2 separate regions of the Mus musculus genome follow, and region 1 is linked to region 2. The links are chromatin loops, found by intact Hi-C in ENCODE. Cell type or tissue: left cerebral cortex. All regions are shown on one strand. Links, peaks and the distances in the headings refer to the core of each region. The heading gives the core; the rest is flanking DNA.

Region 1 (10,188 bases), core at 2,492-7,491, 80 kb before region 2:
AAAAGAAAACTTGTTGCAATTCTTTCTACCTCAAAAAAACAAAAAACAAAACCAAAAACATACAAAAAACACACCAAAAAACTTCTGTGATACCTTGGGAGTTTTATCTGTCATTTTTTGTTTATTTGATTGATTAGCTGTTTGGGCTTTTTGGAATGTGTGTAACAGCGTCTTAATATTTACTTGATGCTGTCCTATAACTCATTATGTAGCACAGGCTGGCCTCTAACTCATGACATTCACTTGCTTGTGACTCCTGAGTGCTATGCTTAAGGGCATGAGTCCATACACCCAGCTTTCCTACCTTGTTTTGTAGTTAGTAATTGTTCATACAATTTCTCTGATGTGTACTCAGTACTGTTAACCTGTTTGTTTCTGTCTGTATGTTTGCTAACAGGCATTTCTATTTACAGGGCCCAGAAGTTACAGAGGTGAACCTTCTTTTCTGTTTCCTTCTAAAGTGATTTGGCTATTACACTTGAACTTTAGTGTCATGGAAATCATCAGCATTATATGAATCTATTGTCACAGAAGTACATTTACAAGCAATGTGTTTTTTACAATGTTGCCAGTATTATGCTTTCTGTTGTTCACAAGTGTGGCATATTTTAGGATTCAGTAACCTACGATGATGTGCATGTAAACTTCACTGGGGAAGAGTGGGTCTTGCTGGATGCTTCCCAGAAGAGTCTCTACAGAGATGTGATGCTGGAGACCTACAGCAACCTCACTGCTATAGGTAAGACTGTGAATATTATTTTACTTTTTAAAATATAGGGAAAAGAGCCTGGCGTGGTGGTGCACGCCTTTAATCCCAGCACTTGGGAGGCAGAGGCAGGCGGATTTCTGAGTTCGAGGCCAGCCTGGTCTACAAAGCGAGTTCCAGAACAGCCAGGGCTATAAAGAGAAACCCTGTCTCAAAAAACAAAAAACAACAACAACAACAACAATATATATATATATATGGAAAAGAGCTTCTCAGTTATTGATGCTCTTCTGTAATTTGATTTTGAAAGAGAAAGCATGTAGTAATCAGTCATAGTTATAAGGTTCACTGAGGATAGTAAATTTTATAAATTGCAATATAAATTATACATTTTCTGTTAATATATTCTAGGTTACAAATGGAAAGACAATGATATTGAAGAACATTTTTGTCAAAATTCTAGAATACATAGAAGGTAAGTTTCATATATAAGCTGCTACAAATATGTCTCTGAAGAGATTTAAATATGTCCTGGAAACTTGAAGGAAAAGCAACAGGGTAAATAAGCAGAACTTTAAGTGTATTGATAATTAGGAAATTCTCGCAACACCATGTACCTCGGTGTCAGCAAGCTGATCCATGTTTACATGGCATTCCTCTAAGAAAAAAGACAAGGAAGCCAGGCCTTAGGCACTATCACCATTTCAGTCAGAGTCCTGTGAGAGCTAGGCCGTAGAGCTGCCAAGCTGTTTAGTTTGATACCATTTAGATATCTCAAAAGATATACACATAGATTAGATGATACGTATATGTCTAAAACCTTCTAATAAGCAAATAGACCATAGCTTGTGTTACTCATATTACTCATAATGACCTATCAACATTTAGTGAGAGGGGCAGTTTATGAGAGTCAAGAAGTTTGTTGTGGAGAATCCTTAATCCTTATATTATATCTCTATGATGAACAAAAACATAAACTGTATGAATTCACTGTGGAAACCTTTCAGTTTTAAAATCTTGCTTTAATAGGCATATCGTATGTTACATTAGATAAAAGCCATGTGAGCATAAGGGATATGGAAAGAAGAAAATGTACCTCTCTTGGTCCCAGAGCAATGAGAAGCCATGTAGTGGTCCCTATTTTGAGTAGACTTTGTGAATGTGATATAAGTAGACAATTAATTTGTGTTTCAAATTTTATTGGCAATACGTTAACAAGCTCAAATGCAGAAAAGCCCTGGGAGGAGAAGGAATATGGAAATTCTTCTGTTTGTCTTGGCTTATTTTGCAAAGATAGTATGACTCACGTTATAGGAAAATGTTATGAATGCAACCACTGTGGTAAATCTCTGAGTTCTTCTTCTCTGAGTTCAGTTGTCTTCAAAGATGTGGAAAAACTCACGTGAAAAAGGATGTTATAAACGTGAACCATGTACTAAAGACTATGCATCACAGGTATCATTAAACACACATAAAAACCTATAGTGCATAGGAACCCTATGAATGTAAACAATTTGGTAAAACCTTAAGATCTGATTCCTTTTTACAGTAAATTAGACTAAACTATAAAGCTAGATCACACAGATAAAAAGATCCACCGTAATCAATGTATTAAAATGTTACACATGCCATTTATCTTTGCAGGCATGAAAGAGGTCCTGGAGAGAAACCCTATGAATATACTCAGTGTGGTAAAGCCTTTGCACAACACAGTCATCTTCAAGGGCATGAAAGAATTCTTACTGGAAAGAAACCCTATGAATGTAATCAATGTGGTAAAGCCTTTATATGTCACAGTAGTCTTTCAAATCATGAAAAGCATCATACTGGAGAGAAACCATACAAATGTATTGAATGTGGTAAAGCCTTTTCACAACAGAGTCACCTCCAGATACATAAAAGAATACATACTGGAGAGAAGCCCTATGAATGTAATCAGTGTGCTAAAGCCTTTTCACAACAGAGCCATCTCCAGAAACATAAAAGAACACATACTGGAGAGAAGCCCTACAAATGTAATCAATGTAATAAAGACTTTTCACAACAAAGTCATCTCCAAATCCATAGAAGAACACATACTGGAGAGAAACCCTACAAATGTAATCAATGTGATAAAGTCTTTTCACAACAAACTCATCTCCAAAGACATAAAAGAACACATACTGGAGAGAAGCCCTACAAATGTAATCAATGTGGTAAAGCCTTTGCTCATCACAGTTATCTTGAAAAACATCAAAGAACACACACTGGAGAGAAACCTTATCAATGCAACCAATGTGGTAAAGCCTTTGCACATCACAGTTATCTCCAAAAACATAAAAGAACACACACTGGAGAGAAACCTTATCAATGCAATCAATGTGGTAAAACTTTTGCATGTCACAGAAGTCTTCAAATTCATGAAAGAATTCATACTGGAGAGAAACCTTATGAATGTTGTCAATGTGGTAAGACCTTTGCACATCACAATTATCTCCGAAACCATAAAAGAACACATACTGGAGAGAACCCCTACAAATGTAAGGAATGCGGTAAAGCCTTTGCATGTCACAGTCATCTTCAAAGGCATGAAAGAGTTCATACTGGAGAGAAACCCTATGAGTGTAGTCAATGTGGTAAAGCCTTTGCATGTCACAGCAGTCTTCAAAATCATGAAAAAAATCATATTGAAGAGAAACTCTATGAATTATGTAAGCAATATGGTAACGCCTTTGTACATCACAGTTATCTCTGAAAACATAAAACACAAAAGAATATATTCTACAGAATATAATCAGGATTTTAAAGTCATGTCACAGTTGTCTTTGAGGACATGAAAGAACTCATACTGAAAGGAATCTCTGACTATAAAGTGTTTAGTGAGATCTGTAGCCAACACACTTCCATCCGGGACAGAATATTATTTACTAGGGAGAAAATAATCTGAGATGTGTCCACAATATTTTCAAGGCGTTTGCCTGTCTTTACTTTGTATCTACAAACTCTTATGGACAAAAGCCGTATGGATGTAAATTAAAAGATATCCAATTTAGGTCTCACACTTCTTTTTGATGACATGAAATAGCTCATCCAGATATGAAACTTTATGGATGCCAGATATGAAACTTTATGGATGTGTTTTAGTAAATTTTCTGAGCTATGAGAAAACACAATGTCTAAGGCAGTTTATAAAAAAAACCATTAATTTAGTTTATGGTTCCAGACGGATGTGGGATCACCATCAAAGAGCCAGGGCAATGAGCGCCAGGCGTGGCAGCTAAGGTGTGAAGTTAAAAGTTCACCTCTTCAACTTGAAGCATGAAGCAGACAGGAGGAGCTGGAAGGCGTGTGAGGATTTAAGCTCTCAAAGCCCATCCCCCAGTGACATGTTTCCTCCAGAAGGGTGGCATTTACTAAATCTTCCCAAATGACACCCCCAACTGTGGGGTGTTGATTCTCTGACTTTAAGTCTACATGCTTGCTTTTTATTAGGGTAACCAATCCACAGGGAAGAAAATCCCTGTAGGTAAGCCTTTAGATGCCTAAACATTTGGGTTGCAGAAATGAGTGGTTACACGGGAGAAGTCATGAGTGAAAATTGTTTCCTTAACACTTTGTCTTAATTTTAACTATGGGCCGTCACTGTGTCTTTGTGTGGGTATGTGCGTGTGCATGCCACTGACCAAGAAAGTTAGAGTCTGTATCTTCCTGTGGCAGGTAGTACAGGAAGTTGTCAAAAAAAATGACCTTGGTCATCGGAATGAACTCGTTTAACTGCTTGTTCATGCCCCAGCCCTGTCAATCTTTTCTAGATTGTATATATATATATATATATGATGGCAGAAAATAGGAAATAACTCATAAAAGAGACAAATCCTACTCGTGAAAATAATTGTCTTCGGTTTCATGAGAAAGACCTTCTTTCTTCTCTGTTTCATAGATTTGAAGGAAGTAATTATTTACTACATTTATTCAAATGCCATGGTGGAGCTCACCAATTGTGATTTATATTTTGAATCTTTTGAATTGGATATTGAAAGTATGCTGTATGCGTGGCAGATCCATTTGCTGAAGTTTATTTGGTGGTTCCTATATTCCTTCTGTGGCTTCCGATCATCTATAACTGCAGTTTCACTCGGTGATGGGTATTTTTCTGCTGAAATGTATAGAATGGGGTGCCCACCCTCTGAGTGGTCCATTGCTTACTTAAATGTCAGGCAGTGTGTGATCATAGTCTCCAAGTCAGGGTATCTATAAAAGGGAGGTAATTTGTTGTTACTGGTTTTGGTTTTCATATTTACACAAATTTCCCTGAGGTTGTGTTTTTTTTTTTTTTAAATCCAACTTTGCTTGGGTGTCAGCAGTAAGTCAGATCTACATTGGAACTCATGGTTCTCATGTGACAGCCTCCTGAGCACAAGCCCAAGGATGGTTGTTATACCCTCAATGTGTTCTATTTTGTCAACATGCCTGTATATATGTATGTATGTATGTATGTATGTATGTATGTATGTATGTATGTATGTATGTATTTATTATGTATTATTTATTTAATTCGCGTTAGGTCCCAGTCATAGCCTCCCTCCTTCCTTTCTTCCCAGCCCCACCTTACAAATCTCTCCCTCCATTGACCTTCTCCCCTTCTTTTCAGAGAAGAGGGTATCATCCCATCCTAGGGCATCTAGTCCTAGCAGGTTTAGGCACAAACTCTCCCACAGAGGCCCAATCAAGCAATCCAAGTAGGGGAAAAGAGGATACAGAAGCAAGGAACAGAGACTGAGAGCCCCGTTCCTCTTTTTAGGGGGACCACACTAACACCAAGGAATACATTTGCTACAAATGTGTAGGAGATCTAGTTCCAGCTCCTGCATGTTTCCTGGTTAGTAGCACAGGCTCTGCGAGCCTCCATGGTCCCAGGTTAGATGACTCTGTGGGTCTTTTTTGACCCCTCCAACTTACTTACTTCTATCCTTCACTCTACTGTAAGACTCAGGGATCTACCTAATGTTTGGCTGTGGGTCTGCATCTGCCTCCATTTGCTGCTGGATGAAGCCTCTCCGGAGACATTTATGCTAGGTTCCTGTTTGCAAGCATAGCAGAGTATCATTAATAGTGTCAGGGGTGAGCTCTCTCACATGGGATGGGTCTCAAGTTGGGGCAATTGTTGGTTGGCTGTTCACCCAGTCTCTGCTCCATCTCTATCCTTGAACATCTTACAGGCCAGACAAATTTTCAGTTGGAGGTTTTGTAGGGGGATTGATGTTCCCAATCCTTCCTCTGGAAATCCTGCCTGACTATAGGAGGTGGTCATTTCAGTCTCCCTATGGTAGGAATCTAAGCTAGGGTCATCCCCTTAACCTCTCTTATCCCAAGCCTCCAGCTACTTACCAGAGATGCCCTGCCATGATCGCCATTCTCACTCCCAGTCTCTTACCCCACTTCTTACCTTCCTGATCACCTTCCCTGTTCCCGTCCTCCTCTTATCTCCTACCCAGTTCCCTCTCTCCATCCAACTCAGATGACTATTTAGTTTCCCTTTGGAGGTAGGTTCATATGTCCACCCTGGGTCCTCATTTTACCCAATTTCATTGGGTTTGTGGATTGTAGCATACTTATCCTGCACTTCATGTCTTATGTCCAGTTAAAAGTTAGCACATACCATATGTGCCTTTCTGGATCTGGGTTACCTCACTCAGGATGAATTTCTCAAGTTCCATCCATTTGCCTGGAAAATTCAAGAATCTTTGGTTTTAAAAGCTGAATGGTATTCCATTGTGTAGAGGTACCACACTTTCTTTATCCATTCTTCAGTTGAGGGACATCTAGGTTGTTTCTCATTTCTGGCTCTTATGAATAAAGCTGCTGTGAATAGAGTTGAGCAATTGTCCCTGTGATATCGTGGGTTATCTTTTGGATATATGCTCAGAAGTGGTATATATAGGTCTTGAAAGAGAGCTATTCTCAATTTTCTGAGAAACTGCCAAGTTGATTGGCTGTACAAAGTTTGGTTACGCATGTTTATACTCCCACCAGCAGTGGCTCCACATCTTCCCCAGAACGTGCTGCTCCTTGAGTTTTTGATCTTAGCCATTCGGATGGGTGTAAGAAGGGAATCTTAGGGTTGTTTTGATTTGCATTTCCCTGATGACTAAGGTCCTTTAAGCGCTTGTCAGCCATTCTGGATTCCCCTGTTGAGAATTCTGTACTTAGCTTTGTACCCCACTTTTTAAAAAATTGGTTATTTGGTTCAATGGTGTCTAACTTTTCAGTTTTTTATAATTATGGATACCCTCTTTCAGATGTAAGGGTTGTGAACATCCTTTCCAGATCTGTAGACTGCTGTTTTGTCCTATTGACTGTGTCTTTTGCCTTACAGAAGCTTTTCAGTTTTATGAGGTCTCACTTACCAATTGTTGATCTAGGAGCCTGAGTTCTGGTAGTTGTCTCCTGTATCAATGAGTTGAAGGCTATTTCCCACTTTCTGTTATATTAGATTTAGTGTATTTGGTTTCACATTGAGGTCTTTCATCCACTTGGACTTGAGTTTTGTGCCGGGTGATACATATTGATCTATTTTCATTCTTCTACATGCTGATATCCAGTTAGACCAGCACCATTTGTTAATGGTGTTTTCTTTTTTCCATGGTATGGTTTACCTTCTTTGTAAAAAAAAAAATAATAATAAAAATCAAATGTCCATAGGTATGTAGGTTTATTTCAGGATCTTTGATTCAATTCCATTGATCAACCTGTCTGTTCCTGTACCAGTATCATACAGTTTTTATTACTATTGCTTTGTAGTAGAGCTTGAGGTCAGGAATGGTGATACCCACAGATATTCTTTTATTTTTCAGGATTATTTCAGCTATCCTGGGTATTTTGTTCTTCTGTATGAAGATAAGAATTGATTTTTTAAGGTCTGTAAAGAATTCTATTGGAATTTTGATGGAAATTGAATTGAATCTGTAAGATTGCTTTTGGGAAGATGGCTATTTTCACTATGATAATCCTACTGATCTATGAGCATAAGAGATCTACCATCTTTTGATATTTTCCTGTATTTCTTCCTTCAGCAACTTCAAGTTCTTTTCATATAGATCTTTCACTTGCTTGATTAGAGTTACACTAAATTTTCAGTATTTGTGGCTAATTTAAAGGATATCACTTATATGTACTATCATCATATGCAAATAGTGATATTGTGACTTCTTCCCTTCCAGTTAGTATTTTTTTTTGACCCCCTTTTATTTTCTAATTGCTCTGGCTAGGACTTCAAGTACTATATTGAATAGGTAGGGAGGGAGTGGGCAGCCTTGTCTAGTCCCTGATTTTAGTTGGATTGCTTCAAGTTTCTCTCCATTTAGTTTGAAGTTGGCTACCGGTTTGGTGTATATTGCTTTTATTATGTTTAGGTATGGGCCTTGAAGTCCTGATCTTTCCAAGACTTTATTGTGAAGGGGTGTTGGATTTTGTCAAATGCTTTCTCAGCATCTAATGAAATAATCATGTGGTTTTTTTTTCTTTGAGTTTGTTTATATAGTGGATTACATTGATGGATTTCCATATATTGAACCTTCCCTGCATCCCTGGAATGAAGCCTACTTGATCATGATGGATGATCATTTTGATGTGTTTTTGGAATCAATTTGCGAGAATTTTATTGAGTATTTTTGCATCGATATTCATAAGAGAAATTGATGTGAAGTTCTCTTTCTTTGTTGGGCCTTTGTATGGTTTAGGTATCAGAATAATTGTGGCTTCATAGAACGGAATTGGGTGGAGTACCTTGTGTTTCTATTTTGTGGAATAGTTTGAAGAGTATTGGAATTAGGTCTTCTTTAAAAGTCTGATAGAACTCTGCATTAAATCCATCATGTACTGCATTTTTTTTTAGTTGGGAGACTATTAATGACTGTTTCTATTTATCTAGGGGACATGGGACTGTTTAGGCTGTTAATCTGATCCTGTTTTAACTTTGGTAAGTGGTATCGTATAGAAAATTTTCTATTTCATCCAGGTTTTCCAGTTGTGTTAAGTATAGGCTTTTGTAGTAGGATCTGATGACTTTTTTAGATTTCTTCAGATTCTGTTGTTATGTCTCCCTTTCTATTTCTGATTTTGTTAATTAGTACATTGTCCTTGTGCCCTCTAGTTAGTTTGGCTAAGGATTTATCTATTTTGTTGATTTTCTCAAAGAACCAGCTCCTGGTTTGGTTAATTCTTTGTATTGTTCTTTTTTTTTTTTCTATTTGGTTGATTTCATCCCTGAATTTGATTATTTCCTGCCATCTACTCCTCTTGGGTAAAATTGCTTACTTTTGTTCTAGGGCTTTTAGGTGTGCTGTCAAGCTGCTCATGTATGCTCTCTCCAGATTGTTTTTGGAGGCACTCAGAGCTATGAGGTTTCCTCTTAGGACTGCTTTCATTGTGTCCCATAAGTTTGGATATGTTGTGGCTTCATTTTCATAAAAGTCTAAAAAATCTTTAATGTCTTTATTTCTTCCATTACCAAGTTATTGAGTAGAGTGTTGTTAACTTTCCATATGTATATGTGCTTTCTATTATTTATGTTGTTATTGAAGATCAGCCTAAGTCCATGGTGATCTGATAGGATGCATGGTATTATTTCAATATTTTTGTATCTGTTAAGGCCTGTTTTGTGAACAATTATATGGTCAATTTTGGAGAAGATACCATGAGGTGCTGAGAAAAGGGTATATCCTTTTGTTTTAGGATAAAATGTTCTGTAGATATTAATTAAATCCATTTGTTTCATAACTTATGTTAGTTTCACTGTGTCTCTGTTTAGTTTCTGTTTCCCAGATCTGTCCATTGATGAGAGTGGTATGTTCAAGTCTCCCACTATTATTGTTTGTGATGCAATGTGTGTTTTGAGCTTTACTAAAGTTCCTTTCATGAATGCGAATGCCCTTGCATTTGGAGCATAGATATTCAGAATCGAGAGTTCACCTTGGTAAATTTTACCTTTTATGAGTATGAAGTGTCCCTCCTTACCTTTTTGTGGATATCTTTAGTATGAATGTCGATTTTATTTGATATTAGAATGGCTACTCCAGCTTGTTTCTTGGGACTCTTTGCTTGGAAAATTGTTTTCCAGCCTTTTACTCTGAGGTAGTGTCTGTCTTTGTCACTGAGCTGGGTTTTCTGTATGCAGCAAAATGTTTATGTAACCAGTCTGTTAGTCTATTTTTTTAATTGGGGAATTTAGTTCATTGATATTAAGAGATATTAAGGAAAAGTAATTGTTGCTTCCTGATATTTTTGTAGTTAGAGTTGGAATTTTTGTTCATGTGACTCTCTTTCTTTAGGTTTGCTGAAGGATTACTTTCTTGCTTTTTCTAGGGCATAGTTTCCCTCCTTGTGTTGTACTTTTCCCTTTATTATTATTTGAAGGGCTGGATTTGTGGAAAGATATTGTGCATTTTTTTTGTCATGGATTATCTTGGTTTCTCCATCTATGGTAATTGAGAATTTTGATGGGA
Region 2 (10,188 bases), core at 2,665-7,664:
AACTGGGTTGCACTTTCCCGGCTCCTTCACATGGTGGCCATGCCTCTCAGTCCTGTACTGTTCTTGAGCATGGCCACCATCTCTCCTCTCCTCCACACTCTCCCAGCATGGAGCTTCTCTGTTCTCCTTCCTCCTCCTCCAGGTCCTAAAACTGAGAATCCGAAACCCGCTATGTCTGTTCTCCCCAGTTATTGGCTGCTGGCATTTTTACTTAAAGAAAGAGTATATCATTGGCATTGTACACCTAAAGCAAACTGTTTTGTTATAATTGCTTTATAAGTCATAAAGACTATAGACAAATTTATCAACATTTTCATGTGTATGTTTGTGTGTGTCAGCTGTGTGTTCACAGGTGACACATCAGAGAAAAAGAGTGTAAGATCCCTTGGATCTGGAGGAGTAGGTAGTTATTAGCTTCCCAATTCAGATGTTGAAATCTGAACTCAGGTCACTCCCAACAAGAATAAGTGCTGAGAAACTTACCCAAACCCTACAGTATATTATATCCAATAAACTAAATGTCTTTCATAAGTGAATAACAATAACAAACCTAAATAAAGAAAGAAGTAAATAAACAATCCTTGGTTATATTTTATTAATGACATCATGATTAAGATGTAGCATATTTACCACATAAATTGAATACAATACAAAGAAATTCCAAACAACTTGTAGTAAGAAAGCTGATGTCAAAGCTACATGCAAAGTAGAAAACATAATGCTCAATATGCTTATAAAGAAATAGTATACACATTGTATCAATGTGATTTCTATACTTATGACAGAGATACAACAATCAAGAATTATACAATATTTGTGAAAGAATAAAAGGATGGAGAGAAAAAGCCATGAACAAAAGCAGAAAAATACAGTCAAGTTTTAATTAAAAGAACTAAGGAAACTCATGCAGGAAAAATGACTTTGATCAATATTACTCAACTTCTGATGATTCTTCGTTAAATAAAGGTTAGCCATCCCCTTGAAGACTTCACCAACTCTCTTCCTAACCACAGTCTTCAGCTGCTAGAAAACCAGACAGCCTACCCACCCTAACCCCATACCTCTGCCCCCTGTTCCACCACCTCAGGGCCCTTAACTTGGACAGACAGTACTTGCTGAACCTGAGTCCTGAAATGTCCAGACTCTAACACAGGTGGGAGATACCCTTTTGGACTAGAGGCCACACAGAACTCCTGTCCTCAACTTGGGTCAAAACCTCATGCTCAAATATAGACCACATAGGTCAGAGAACAAGAGAAACAGATAAAATACCTATCCAACACTGAAAAAAATCCTTAAATGAACACCTAAATCAATAATCACCCAAAAACCCAGATGCCTAAATATCAGTGTAACAATACAATTAACAGCCAGAGAAATATGTCACCAGCCATTGTTGCACATAATTTTTAAAATGCATGCTTCCTCCTTTTCCCAGAGCTGTGGTCCCAGCTTAGCTCAGAGACCATGCTTCCTCCAGCCTGGCACTGGCTATCTCTTCCTCCCAGCTAGCTTTGCCAAGCCACCCAGTCTTCTCCTGCCCACCTTAAGAAAAACTCAGCAGGGCATGGTGGGCATGCCTTTAATCCCAGCACTTGGGAGGCAGAGGCAGGTGAATTTCTGAGTTGGAGGCCAGCCTGGTCTATAGAGTGAGTTCCAGGACAGCCAAGGATACACAGAGAAACCCTGTCTCAAAAAATTCAAAGGAAAAAAAAGAAAAAAAAAACCCACTCTAGACTGCTTTATTATTTTAAAACTTACCAGATAACACAATTGCTAGGGGAAGGAACTGATACTAAAATCTGGTTCCCTAATTGGTTCTTGGTTTGGTCACTAAAGAAGGCAGAAGCCAATTGCTGGGTGTGGGGAGCGGGTGTGGCGGCAGTCCCAAAGGCGCCAGGGACTGCAGCTAAGTCATATGACTTGCACCTGACTTCCTCATATAAGACACAAACATCTTGAGTGCTGCGCAGGTGTACCAGGATACAGGTGAATCCAATTTGGTGGAGATTTGTCCCTGCTGCCCTGATTAGCTGAAGCCTCTTGACTGGCGAGGGGGTGTGGCCTGCGGTGCGTGGATGAGAGAGAGTATAAAAGGAGTGAGAGGCCCAGGGTTCGGGGGGAGATATAAACAAGGGAGAGATATAAACAGGGGAGATATAAACAAGAAGAAACAGGACTGAATAAACGTGTGCAGAAGGATCCTGCTGTGGCGTCGTTCTTGCTGGCGAGTTGGGGGCGCGCTCGAGAAGTGGTGCCGAAACCCGGGACAAGAAACATCTTCAGGCACGAGCGAAGACCCCCTGCTACAGGGAGGATTCAGAACTGCATCACGGGGAAGGAGTGGTTAATAAAGGTTCCTGTAAAACAGACTGTTGAGAAGGATCCGGCGTGGATTCAGAACTCTTCAGCTGGGGAACGGTATTGATGAAGAGAAAGAAGAAAGATGAAGACTGAATAAACTGCTGTTAGAAGGACTGGTGGTCGCATCATTCTTGCTGGTTGAGAGCGGACGCGACAATTGGTGGCCCGTACGGGGAACCGACTCCCCCACCGAGTTCAGAACTTTCAGCAGTCAGTGGTTGCCGGCAGGGTAAGTTCACGGTGAGTGAAACTTGCGACCCCAGGAGTTTGGGAAGGACCTCGGATAAAATAGAGGTGAGCATAAAGTTGCCAGGAAGTAGGCACGAAGTAACCCAGGAGTTTGGGAAGGACCTTGGATAAAATAGAGGCAAGTATAAAGTTGCCAGGAAGCAGGCACAAGGTAACGATAGGTTCCTGGCTTTGGGACAAGATAAGGTTCATGGCTTTGGGACAAGTTAAGGTTCCTGGCTTTGGGACAAGTTAAGGTTCCCGGTTTGGGGACAAGTTAAGGAACTATGATAACCTCAGTGTAGTGATCAATAGATCCTCGCTGTGTAGTTATGCTTTTTTCTCCCATTGACCCTTTGTGGGTAGGTCTGATAGTTTTGGTCTTGTTTGTTCTGATATATGGACTCTGTTACTGTTTGAAACTGTGTGTAGAGGCAGTCAAGACAGGTCAGAAAATCCTTACAGAGCAACAAGAAAGTATGTCGGAAGAGAAGGGCTTAAAAAGAAAAAGGAAAAAGAAAGGAGACACAGTGTTATCAGGTGGACAGAAAGGACAAAATAAAAGAGCCGAGGTGGAGGAGGAAGGCGAATTAGCTTTTGTGCCGCCTCCCTATGCCTCCTCAGCAGCCACCTGTAGGTGGACCTTCTGTCCGGAGATTTGGAGAGGATCGACCAGATCTGGTATTGACGTGGGCGAGAGGGTCTGTTTGTGTGTTTCCACAGGACCAGATGGAACCTCTTTGGGTGCTGGAGAGATTGGTGAGACGCTGCAAGAATGAGGCTCCTGATCCAGTTGCCACTGTGGATGTGGTGGATGGTCCCACAAATACAAAGGATGGAGCCAAGATGAGAGATCCTTTCGGTATTCCAGAAGCTGATACCAGCTCGACATGACATTCAAATTTTTCCACGCTTTTTGATCCCTAAATTCCCCTTAAAGAGATAGCCCCGCTGGCCATCTATCCCTTGCTTCAGGGAAGATGAGCAGGGATGAGAGAGCCCTGGGATGTATGCTTGTTATAGTGTGTGTGTGTTTTGTGTTTGGCACATGTGTTAGGTGCAGAGTGTGCGGCCCGCACTTTCGCCATGGTAGCGTAGGCTTTTGCTGCAGTGGAGGCGGGACAATCTCCTCAGATTCGGTTTGCCGCTCTAAAAGAAATTATGCTGTGTTATGCCGTGGGTTGCGAGGCTAAGCACTGCACAGAGGATAGCTTGCTGTTGGCATCCTGTGGAAGGTATGTCTGATTGCATGAAGGTTCAGTGTCCTAGTTCCCTTCCCCCAGGAAAAACGACACGGGAGCTGGCCAAGACCTCTCTGGGTGATGAGCCTAAGGGATGGTTTTGTGTAGGGCCCCTATGCTTGCACACTGGGGATCAGACCTCTACCTTCACCCATGAGGCTTGCTTGCAGCAATTAAGATCTGGCCATAGGTTAATTAACATCCTGGCCTTTTGATGCACCTGCCGCAAGCAAAACACAATCTCCCCAGGTGTGGCTTGGCATGATAGAGAGGTAGTCAGTGATAAGACTCCCTGGGCATGTCACCAACCTAAGACAGGGATCAAACCAATGCTGTTTGTCACCCAAGGACGGGTAAGGGGCATGGCTGCGGGGGGCTATCTACAGACATTCTCTCTGCCAAAAAAGAAAAAAGGGGGAATTGTGGGGAGCGGGTGTGGCGGCAGTCCCAAAGGCGCCAGGGACTGCAGCTAAGTCATATGACTTGCACCTGACTTCCTCATATAAGACACAAACATCTTGAGTGCTGCGCAGGTGTACCAGGATACAGGTGAATCCAATTTGGTGGAGATTTGTCCCTGCTGCCCTGATTAGCTGAAGCCTCGTGACTGGCGAGGGGGTGTGGCCTGCGGTGCGTGGATGAGAGAGAGTATAAAAGGAGTGAGAGGCCCAGGGTTCGGGGGGAGATATAAACAAGGGAGAGATATAAACAGGGGAGATATAAACAAGAAGAAACAGGACTGAATAAACGTGTGCAGAAGGATCCTGCTGTGGCGTCGTTCTTGCTGGCGAGTTGGGGGCGCGCTCGAGAGCTGGGTGAAGTAAAGGTGGGACTTCCAGGTCTGAGGAGGAAGAGAAGGAGGAAGAGAAGGGATGCAGGAAAAGAGAAGGCTTTGGAGTGGGAGGCATGCAACAGATGGCACACAACATGGAAGGTGAGAATCCACTATTAATTTAGGAATTCTTGGATGGAGCAAACACAGTGATATAAGTGTAGGAAGAGATAAAATTGGTTTCTCAGTGAGCAGAGAGAGTGAGTCACATGGTGGCTCAGCATGCAAGAAACTTAAAGGAACATAGGGGAAGCCTGAGGTCAAAGATGCTGGGATCCCCTGTTGTGAAAAGAGACAGGATGGCTGTTCTAAGGCAGAGAGCCAGACAGTAAAAGCTGCCTGCTTCCTACAAGCAAGTAATCATAGGATAGAATTTTAAAGTTTGGTTTAATTGCTTTTAAAGACAAAAGAGAATACAGATTTTTGAGAGAACAGATTTTTGCAAGCATCATCAAAAGCACACAAAAAACCAAAGAGAGATTTCATATGTTAAAGATTAGATACACTGGTCAAGAAATATATTAAATCTAAAATAATTCCTGACCCCCCCCCCAAAAAAAAATCCAGAAAATCTGGGACACCATGAAAAGTCTAAACCTAAGGATAATAGGAACAGAGGAAGAATACCAACCCAAAGGCACAGAAAAATATTTTAAACAAAATTTTCATAACCAAAGAAAGAGAAGCCTATAAATGTATATATAAGAAGCATACAGAACACCAAACAGATTGAACCAGAAAAGATATTTCCTCACCACATAATAATCAAAACACTAACACAGAGAACAAAGAAAGAATATTGAAAGCTTCAAGAGGACAGGAGAGGTGGAGCAGCTGGGACAGGATCCTTCCTGTCTCCATCTGAACCCAGGAGCTGAGGCTGTTCCACAGCGCTCTGTGATGGGCCCTGCCAGGGTGAGCTGTTCTCCCAGAAGTGCTGACACTGACTTACAAGCCCACAGGAGGGGCAAGCTCAAGCCAGAGACAGTAAGACAAACTAGCACCAGAGATAGCCAGATGAAGAAAGGAAAGTGCAAGAACTTTACCAACAAAAACCAAAGCTACATGGCATCATCAGAACATAGTTTTCCCACAACAGTAAGTCCTGGATAACCCAACACACACAAAAAGCAAGATTTGGATTTAAAATCACATCTCATGATGCTGATTGAGGAATTTAAAAAGGATAAATACCTCCCTTAATGAAATACAGGAGAATACTGGTAAACAGCTAAAAGCCCTTAATGACAAAACACAAAAATCCCTTAAAGAATTACAGGTAAACACAACCAAAAGGTGAAAGAATTGAGCAAAACCATCCAGAATCTAGAAATGGAAAAAGAAACAATAAAGAAATCACAAAGGGAGACAACCCTGGAGTTAGAAAATCTAGGAAGTTATAGGAGTTATAAATGTGAGAATCACCAACAAAATACAAGAGACAGAAGAGAGAATCTCATGTGCAGAAGATCCCATAGAGAACACTGAAACAACAGTCAAAGAAAATGCAAAATGCAAAAGGCTCCTAAGCCAAAACATCCAGGAAATCCAGGACACAATGAGAAGACCAAACCTAAAGATAATAGATATAGAAGAGAGTGAAGATTCCCATCTTCAGTAATATCTTCAGCCAGTAAATATCTTCAACAAAATTATAGAAGAAAACTTCCCTAACCTAAAGAAAGAGATGCACATAAACATAGAAGAAGCCTACAGAACTCCAAATAGATTGGACCAGAAAAGAAATTCTTCCTGTCACTTAATAATCAAAACACCAAATACACTAAACAAAGAAAGAATATTAAAAGCATTAAGGGAAAAAGTTCAAGTAACATATAAAGGCAAATCTATCCGAATTATACCAGACTTCTCATCAGAGACTACGAAAGCCAGAAGATCCTGAGCAGATGTCACACAGACCCTAAGAGAACACAAATGCCATTCCAGGTTACTATATCCAGCAAAACTCTCAATTAGCATAGATGGAGAAACCAAGGTATTCCATGACAAAAACAAATATACACAATATCTTTCCACAAATCCAGCCCCTCAAAGGGTAATAAATGGAAAACTCCAACACAAAAGGATAAACTACTTCCTAGAAATAGCAAGAAAATAATCTTCTTTTAATAAACCAAAAAGAAGATAGCCACATAAACATAACTCCACCTATAACAACAAAAATAACGTGAAGCAACAATCACCTTTCCTTAATATCTCTTAATATCAATGGACTCAATTCCTCAAAAAAACACATAGACTAACAGACTGGATAAGTAAACAAGACCCAACATTTTGCTGCATACAGGAAGCCCAGCTCAGTGACAAAGACAGACACTACCTCAGAATAAAAGGCTGGAAAACAATTTTTCTAAGCAAATGGTCCCGAGGAACAAGCTGGAGTAGCCATTCTAATATCAAATAAAATTGAATTTCAACCTAAAGTTATCTAAAAAGATAAGGGGGGGGGGAACACTTCATACCCATCAAAGGTAAAATCTACCAAGAGGAACTCTCAATTCTGAACATCTATGCTCCAAATGCAAGGGGATGAACATTCATAAAAGAAACTTTGCTGCTGGGCAATGGTGACACATGCCATTAACTGGGAGGCAGAGGCAGGCAAATCTCTGAGTTCAAGGCCAGCCTGGTCTACAGAGTGAGTTCCAGGACAGCCAGAGCTACACAGAGAAATTCTGTATCGAAAAACCAAAAAAAAAAAAAAAAAAAAAAAAAAAAAATCAAACAAAAAAACCAAAAAACCCCCCAAAAACCCAAAAACCCAACCAAACAAAACAAACCAACAACAAACAAAACAAAACAAAAAAAGAAAAGAAAAGAAAAGAAAGAACCTTTGCTAAAGTTCAAAGCAGATATTGCACCTCACACAATAATAGTGGGAAACCTCAACACCCAGCTATACCACTACTGGGCATATACCCAAAAGATGCTCCAACATGTAATAAGGACACATGCTTCACTATGTTCATAGCAGCCTTATTTGTAATAGCCAGAAGCTAGAAAGAACCCTTAACAGAGGAATGGATACAGAAAATGTGGTACATTTACACAATGGAGTACTACTCACCTTTTAAAAACGATGAACTCATGAAGTTCTTAGGCAAATGGATGGAATTAGAAAATACCATCCTGAGTGAGGTCACCCAATCACAAAAAACCACACATGATATGCACTCACTGATAAGTGGATATTAGCCCAGAAGTTCAGAATACCCAAGATACAATTCACAGGTCAAATGAAGCTCAAGAAAAAGGAAGACCACAGAGTGGATACTTCCGTCCTTCTTAGAAGGGGGTTCAAAATACCCATGGGAGGAGATACAGAGACAAAGTTTGGAGCAGAAAATGAAGGAAAGGCCATCCAGTGACTGTCCCACCTGAGGACTCATCCCATATACAGTTACCAAACCCAGTCACTATTGTGGATGCCAGTAAGTGCTTCCTGACAGGAACCTGATATAGTTGTCCACTGAGAGGCTCTGCCAGTGCCTAACAAATACAGAACAGAGGTGGATGCTCACAGCCATTGGACTGAGTACAGGGTCCCCAATGGAGGAGTTAGAGAAAGGTCCCAAGGAGCTGAAGGCGTTTGTAGCCCCATAGGAGGAACTATAATATTGACCAACCAGTAGCCCCCAGAGCTCCCAGGGACTGAAAACCACCAACCAAAGAATACATATGGAGGGACTCAAGGCTTCAGCCACATATGTAGCAGAAGGATGGCCTTGTGAGACATCAATGAGAAGAGAGGTCCTTGGTCTTGTGAAGGCTCAATTCTCTAGTGTAGGGGAATGCCAGGACAGGGAAGTGGGAGTGGGTGGGTTAGTAATCAGGAGAAGGTGGGATAGCTTAGGGTGGGGTTCGGAGGGGAAATGAGGAAAGTTGATAAAATTGAAATGTAAATAAAGAAAATATTTAATCATTAAAAAAAAAAGCTTCAAGGGGAAGAGACCAAGTATGACTTCGTAACTGAGACTCTATAGCACAAATAGGCTTGGACAGATATACTACAGACTCTAAGGAGACCACAGATGCCAGCCAAGATTACTACACCAAGCAAAACTTTTAATCAAGCGTTTTAACAGAGACAAAAAGATATTCCACAATAATGTCTAATTTAAACAACATCTATCTACAAATCCAGTCCTATAGAAGGTGTTATGAAAACTCCAAACCAACGAAGTTAACCCCATCCATGAAAACACAGAGAATAAATAATCTCACATCAGCAAAACCTAAATAAGGAAAGCACACACACACCCATACCCACACACACCCCACAGCTACCACTTCCAACAATAAAAACAGGAATTGACAACCACGTGTCATTGATATCTCTCAACATATATGGCCTCAATTTCCCAATAAAAGACTCAGACTAGCAGAATGAATGTGAAACCAGGATCCATCCTTCTGCTGTACACAAGAAATACCCTTCAACATCAAAGATAGACATTAGCTAAGAATAAAAGATTGGCCTTGAACTCAGAAATATGCCTGCCTCAGCCTCCTGAGTTCTGGGACTAAAAGCATGAGTCACCACCAAGATTTTAGGATTTTTAAAAACTGTGTGTGTGTATTTCTCTGTGACTATGTTGTGTGTGTGTGTGTGTGTGTGTGTGTGTGTGTGTGTGTGTGTGTGTATGTGTGAGTGTGTGTGAGAGTGTGTGAGAGTGTACCCAGTGAGGTAAGAACAGATTATCAGTCCTCTGGAGGTGGAGTTGCAAACAGTTGTGAGCCACATGATATGGGTCCTGGGAACTGAAATCTGGTCCTTTGGAAGATCATCAAGTGCTCTTAACCACTAAGCCATCTCTCCAGGCCTAGGATTCTAATCAAGTTGCTGAATGATGGCCTCATGATGGCTTTTCTACCAGTTTCTAAACTATTTGTAAAATTTGTAAGACAAACCTGAAAGTGGAATGCAACATTCTGAACTTCTAGAAACCAGACCTTCAGTTTTCTAATCTGTCTTCCCACCACACACCAAAAGAGCAATACGCATGTGTGCACACAGGATAGTGGTTTTACAAGCACGGCATCATCCCATAGCCAGGGTCATAGAGCCTCCTTCTCCATAGGCAATCAACACTCAGGGAGGCACAGATGCCAAGGGCCACTGCTCAGGTTGGCACATGGACCAACAGAACCACAGTTTGGATCACTGTCCATCCCAGGCTCACAAGCACTGACATCTCAGCTTGATTTCCCCTGAACTGGGGAGAGTGGTCCCCAGACTCACCATTGTACGGATGATATTCCCCAACACAGCTCCCCACAGCAGTACCAAAGGAGAATACTGGAAGGAACCCACAAGCTACCTTCCACTGGTGTTTCTTTCTGGCAGGCCTTCTCAGAATCTCTCATTAACTAGAGACACCTAGCTAGGCAGCATCTCCCCTACTGGGTGAGTAGAGATCAAATGATTCAGACAACACAGACCTTCCTAGTTCTATCCTTTCACCCTAAAGGATGACAAAGGCCCAGTCTGGAAAATTTGTA

Evidence for each region. A loop is a pair of places that touch in the nucleus more often than their neighbours do. Peaks named below come from ENCODE experiments on the same cell type or tissue, not always from the same donor. Only the 100,000 strongest peaks of a DNase experiment are listed, where the experiment ranks them.
Region 1: it touches region 2 in a loop (1.8-fold over the local background); 3 of 42 quality-filtered maps call a loop at or near these places.

The regions. Positions count from the first base shown.
Region 1 is chr8:69,299,641-69,309,828 of GRCm38, forward strand. It overlaps D130040H23Rik (RIKEN cDNA D130040H23 gene), which reads left to right. Exons shown (of 5, transcript NM_001384124.1): 3 at 613-739; 4 at 1,118-1,181; 5 at 2,351-3,737. The coding sequence ends at 3,440. Among named protein-coding and RNA genes, the nearest start is that of D130040H23Rik, 34 kb to the left of the region's middle. In left cerebral cortex, for the core only: no CTCF peak of the experiment used is centred there; no DNase peak of the experiment used is centred there.
Region 2 is chr8:69,379,757-69,389,944 of GRCm38, forward strand. The region is part of intron 1 of Gm10033 (predicted gene 10033); the gene reads right to left. Among named protein-coding and RNA genes, the nearest start is that of Gm10033, 11 kb to the right of the region's middle. In left cerebral cortex, for the core only: no CTCF peak of the experiment used is centred there; a DNase peak (open chromatin) is centred at 4,805.